Regions from separate parts of the Homo sapiens genome. Here region 2 is linked to region 1. The links are chromatin loops, found by intact Hi-C in ENCODE. Cell type or tissue: Caco-2. All regions are shown on one strand. Links, peaks and the distances in the headings refer to the core of each region. The heading gives the core; the rest is flanking DNA.

Region 1 (2,923 bases), core at 156-2,655:
GTCCATTATCCCAGGCCTGCTTGCCTATCCCAGCTCTAATTGCCAGCTTTCCTGGGCAGAAATAATTCCAAGCTGCATGCTCTGCATTTTCTCCTCCTTTTTAATATCATCAGATTTGAAATAGACATACACGGCAGCAGAGTTGCTGGAAGTATTATAGAAGCCCAGTAGGAGATATTTGCATATTTATGAAAATAGTTTACCTTCTGCTATGACAATAACAAATGTTCACAGTCTCAGCAATTTGCCCACTTTATTTGAGGAAAACCAGGAGTGCATTAACAATTTAGGAAGGGCTTTTGAGGGGTAGTTACACCACTATCTTATTTTCCTTGAAGTTATCATTTCGAGGGTATTTTTTGGTGCAATTTCTAATGCAAGGAATGACCATCTTCTGACAATGATAAACAGGGAAACTTTTTCAATCATCCCCAAAATGTGCTGAGAGTTTAGGTCAGACTTTGACAAACTTAGTGTTACAGTTTATACTAGGAATTCATACCCAACAAATTTAACTTTTGCCTATTTTTCTGATAACTACTTACGATTGACTCGTCGGTCTCTTGAATTGTTTTCAGTTTTCTAAAAATATTTCTGATGATGTTAAGCAAAGAAGGATGCGAGTCTGACTCAGCAATAGTTAACTTGCAACCTTTCTCTAGAAAGAGAATAAGGATGTCAGAAAAAAAATGTTTTCAAGAAGAAAGATGAGTACGGTGCCTTTAATGACACTAAGTCTCTGTCTAGCAGCCAATATTTGTATAAGACTATTCTATCTACAAGAACAGTTTACTGTAATTTTAAAATGGCCTAAAATAAATGAGACCCAGGTGGAAGAAGCTGAATGGTATACTAGAAAGAGCAGAAGTTTTGAGGTTAGACAGACTTGGACACAAATCCCCACTGACTCACTTACTTGTAGTGGCCTTCTGGAAAACATTTTAACCTTTTTGAGCCCCCATTTTGTGAGCTGTAAAATGGGGATAATCTTGCCTAGGGTTTCATAAGTTTGAGCTGACAAAAAGAGCCTCTAGTTCTGAGCACATAGTGCTGGTAGAATGTGAGTAGGTGCTCAGTAACCTCTCTCACAGAGTATGTGTTCCATGTTTTACTATTATTTGTGTTATAGTTATCGTACAGTTTAAATGCTGTTACTTGTATTAGTTTTCTGTAGCTGCTGTGACAAATCACCACACACTTGGTGGCTTACAGTAACAAAAGTTTTTTTTCTCTTAGAGCTCTAGAGGCCAGATGTCTGAGATTAAGACATTGGCAAGCCTGTGCTCCCTCCGAAGGCTCTAGTGGAGAGCCTCTTCTTGCTCTTCAAGCTTCTGGTCACTCCATATATTCCTCAGCTTGTGGCTGCAGAGCTCTAATCTCTGTCTTTGTCTTCCTGTGCCTTTCTTCTGTTTGTCTTCTCTTGTTTTGCCTGTTTTAGAGACACTGGTCGTTGGATTTAAGGCACACCCAGATAACCCAGGCTGATATCATCTTGAAATTCTTTACTTAATGACATCCTCAAAGATTCTTTTTCCAAATAAGGGCACATTCACAAGTTCTGGAGATTGAGACATGGACATATTTTTTTGAGAAGCACCATTTAGTCCACCACACCAGTATATTGTGAAACTACCATGAGCCAACTTTCACAAGATGATTTATTTCAGTTGCTTAGCTTTAAAAAAAAAAAATTTGCGCCGTTATTAAGCTGAAGAATAACTAACTCAAAATATTGCAGAGATTAAACAAGAATTGAGAGCTTTGGGTTTTGTTGTAATAAGAACCTTATATCTTGGTATAAACTTTGATAATTTATAGCCCCACTGTCCATAGTATCTTTAACTCAGGGGATCTTTGATACTCGCCTCACACCTTTGGTTTGTTGCCTCTTGATCTTGGGATTCTCAGGCCTGTCATGAACTTTGCTCCCTGATAAGTAGCTGGATGGGTGCTGGGATTTAGACAAAAGTACAGTCATTTTCAAATCTCACTTTAAATAAATACATCAAATCCATATTTTAATCTTTCCTTTGCCTTTAAAAATAAACCAATATAGATAGAACTTTCTGACACCCTTATAAGCTAGTTTGAGATCACTCAACTCATTTGCATGGATGACCTCTACTTGAACTCATTTCTCTGGAAATAAAAGTTTAGTGCACTACTAATTCAACTTAGAAAGTAATTGGAAGACTTCAGCAAATGAGGAAAATTCTCATTTTATAGGGACTGGGGACTTAATTCAAATGAAAAAACCTTCATTGATGACATGAGTTAATTGTGCAGTTAACATAAAATAACCCTACCTAGAATTATAAAGACTCTGAAAGTATCAATTTGCAGGTATCAATGATTAAAAGATTCTTTAACAGAATATCACATTTGTTGAATTTTCTGCGTATTGTATATTAAAGAAGACAGTCAGTGACCACTAGTAAGTCTAATACTTTATATAATTTCATTTGATGGAACCCTATTACAACCTCAAAATCTAGATATAGTGTTTCTTCAGTTTCCAAGACATCATACTCTCTCTTTTGCTGAATCCTTAACTTCTACCTCTAAACGTCAGAGATCTCACAGCTCAGCCGTAAACCGTCCTATCTAGTTACATACCTCCTTGGAAATTCCATCCATTCCTCTGGCTGTTAATACTATTCACATGCTACTAATGCCCAAATACTCTATCTCTCTAAGGTTGAGTCCTATATCAATCTACCTATTTGATGTTATTACTTGGATACCTCATAGTCATGTCAAAAGTAACCTGCTGAAAATTAATTCTTTTAGGTTGGGTTCCCTAAAAGCAGAGGCTCAGACAAGAATTCTCAAGTAACTTATGATATTGAAATTGATTTAGTGATAGTCAAGTGATTTATTTAATTAGTGCTCTCAGAAGGGGAGTGAGAAAAACAGGAGAGGG
Region 2 (2,923 bases), core at 313-2,812, 69 kb before region 1:
GTATTGCTTCACTGGAAAACATCAGCAGGGACCCTTTGTGCTACTGGAAAAGAAAAAAAAGGAACTAACTTTCATTTCTCTCCTAGATAGTGTTAGAGCCTTGTCCTGTGAAGTCATTAAAGTGCATCTGCAAAAAGAAAGAAACAAACAAAAGCCATGGTTTAGCCTTTGAAGGGCTAGTGCTAATCAGCAATGAATCTTAGAAGGAACCATTTGATTTTGCAGATTGTGGAGGTTAAGTTAGAAAAAAGACATTACTGAGAGAAATGATGGAGGAGATTTTGCTAAAGTAACAACACAAAAAAGTCAAGCAAATTCATAATGATGCTGGGAGGTAAAACCCATCATTACTGAAAGCACCCTTTGCACATATTGTTCTATCCACGCATTGAATTTTGGTTTAGGGGTCTCTGGTTGAGCAGAGGGTTGCTTGAGTGAGTTTAGAAGGTGGCATCTGTTTAAGTAACAGATGTCTGTGTCACCAAGGTGCTGTGTTCTCACTTTTTATATAGGGGAAATTGCTGCTGAAAGAGTTTTATTGTTTTTATGCAAATGAAAATATCATATTCTTCTCCTTAAAGGGTTTCTCTTCCTGATGTGGATCCACAACAATCACAAAGGACCCCAGCCTCTTGGACTTTTTAAAAATATATTTTGGAATCTGATAAAGTTTCTTATGCACTGCCAACTATGCATGAAATGAGATCTGGAATTGTAGACATACTTGCTCTTTTTTAACAAGGCCCCACTGGGTTGAAGCAAATTGAGCAGGGTAAGAGTCAATGCTGACCCTTCTGTGGCACCAAGAAACTGGATCTGTAGAGGCATTCACACCCCTTGAGCTAGCTCTAAGCATGGAGGGGAAGGCTTGCCTTAGGGCATAATTTTGACTTCGTTCATTTGGTTCTTGGCTTCTAGAAATTTCTGATTCCTTTTATTTTCCAGAAGAGATGAGGGAGAGTGGAGTCATCCAAAAACACCCTTCAAGTAGACACATATAATTAACTATGACAAATATTCTGGGTGATAAGATGAGAAGGAAGCAGGAAGAGCTGTATTTCTGCTCTGTAACAAAGTATGATGATTATCTTGAAGAAAAATACTTGTGCAATTATTTGAGTTTCAGGCTGAACTACTCATTTCTTTTATGGAATGTCAGTTTTATCTGAAAGTACAAAAGAGAGACAAACTATAGGAATTCAGAGTTAAGCATTTAGGATTTGCCATGAAAATGAACAACATGAGTCTTTCATTTCTAGGAAAATGACTGATGGTGTTTATTGCCAGCAGTAAAATCCAAACTTTCAAGGGAAAATTTGAATTTTGGAAAACTTGTTTCCATCACCATGAGCTTACTAGCTTCATAATATTTAGAGTGTCCTCTAATGAAATTGGTGGTTTTGATAATAAATTTGATTTTTTTGATACTGTAAAATGAAATGTGTCAGTATTCAAAAAACCTGCATAATTCAGTGAACCAATATTTTCCAAGACACCATGATGTTGCAGAATCATGCTTAGTTAAAAGATACATTCAAAGTACAAAATGGGCTAATGGATTGTAATATAACAGAGTAAGAAAAGCTTATTGATATGGTTTCAGATTCCACCCACAACTAACTTTTAAGGCACTACTACTTGTTGAGTTTTGGTGTACTATCAAAAAAGAATATCTACATTCATCTGAAAAGTCTATTAAAGTTCTTCTTACTTTTCCATCTACATATTGTTCTGAGGCCACATTTCCTTCACATATTTTTGTAAAACAACATACAGCAGATTGAGCCCAGAAGCAGATATAGAAATCTACGTATCTTTTTTTCTGTTCTTTTTTTTTTTTTGAGATGAAGTCTTGCTCTGTCACCCAAGCTGGAGTGCAGTGGCATGCAATCTTGACTCACTGCAACCTCCGCCTCCCAGGTTCCAGTGATTCTCCTGCCTCAGCCTCCCAAGTAGCTGGGACTATAGGCACGCGCCACCACACCAGGCTAATTTTTGTATTTTTAGTAGAGATGGGGTTTCACTATGTTGGCAAGGATGGTCTTGAACTCCTGACCTCGTGATCTGCCTGCCTAGGCCTCCCAAAGTGCTGGGATTACAGGCGTGAGCCACCACACCCGGCCATCTACCTATCTTTTTTGAAGCCAAACAAAAGCAGGATTCAGGCTCACAGAGGTTCTCAGAGACTAATTATTGAATTGGTTCACTTATTAAAATAAACCTAGAAGACCTTTGTCAATATTCTTTTCTTGTGGACACTGTAGAAATTAAAGTGGTTTCAGGAGCTCATGAGTAGTCTCATATTTTTCAAGAAGAAAACTAGATTCTATACCCAGGGAAGCCACGTAGTTGTGGTAAACCCAAGATTCCTAGGCATGAGTAGCCCAGTGCCAGTGAGGTCAAGTGAACATTAAGCCTTACCTAGCTCATTAAGCCCCAGCTGCACACTTCAGGACCTCAGCATATTCTCTTCAGGGTCTTGCACTCCCTCCATGCCACCAGTGTTTCTGAAATTTTTGAAATGTTTTTCATTTGTGTTTGTAGGTCAGTTAAGTCTGCTAGGAGTCTCTGTCCTGCTGCATGTAGCTCAAGGCACAGCTATATTGTCAATGCTTTCCCTCTGACTAACTAAAAACCAGATTTTTCTTTTTTAAAAATTTTGGAATCTGATGGGCTTCATGTCATTGCCTTCAAGTGGCATCATCACCGTTGCTTGAAGAATGCTGAGAGGATGTTCTTTTACTAGGAGATGGCAGTGTAGTGAGCATCGCAATAAGGATTATGAGCTATGAAATAGGAAAAGACCAGCTGCCTGTTCAAGACCTTGAGGAAAAAGGAGATGGGTGAAGGTAGCTTCAAAGTAAAACTAGGCACTGGTGGAGGCTGTGTGTAGGATCTAGCTTGGCACTTAGTGACTGGGGGA

The links. Hi-C counts contacts between places; a loop is a spot of excess contacts. Peaks named below come from ENCODE experiments on the same cell type or tissue, not always from the same donor. Only the 100,000 strongest peaks of a DNase experiment are listed, where the experiment ranks them.
Region 2: a loop joins it to region 1, with 5 times the contacts of the local background. A loop is called at or near these places in 1 of 110 quality-filtered maps.

What each region holds. Positions count from the first base shown.
Region 1 is chr2:138,034,429-138,037,351 of GRCh38, reverse strand. The region is part of intron 1 of LOC107985948 (a long non-coding RNA gene); the gene reads left to right. Among named protein-coding and RNA genes, the nearest start is that of LINC01832, 66 kb to the left of the region's middle. In Caco-2, for the core only: no CTCF peak of the experiment used is centred there; a DNase peak (open chromatin) is centred at 1,371.
Region 2 is chr2:138,103,719-138,106,641 of GRCh38, reverse strand. It overlaps LINC01832 (long intergenic non-protein coding RNA 1832), which reads right to left. Exons shown (of 3, transcript NR_135526.1): 2 at 2,422-2,507; 3 at 737-1,165. Among named protein-coding and RNA genes, the nearest start is that of LINC01832, 3.3 kb to the right of the region's middle. In Caco-2, for the core only: no CTCF peak of the experiment used is centred there; no DNase peak of the experiment used is centred there.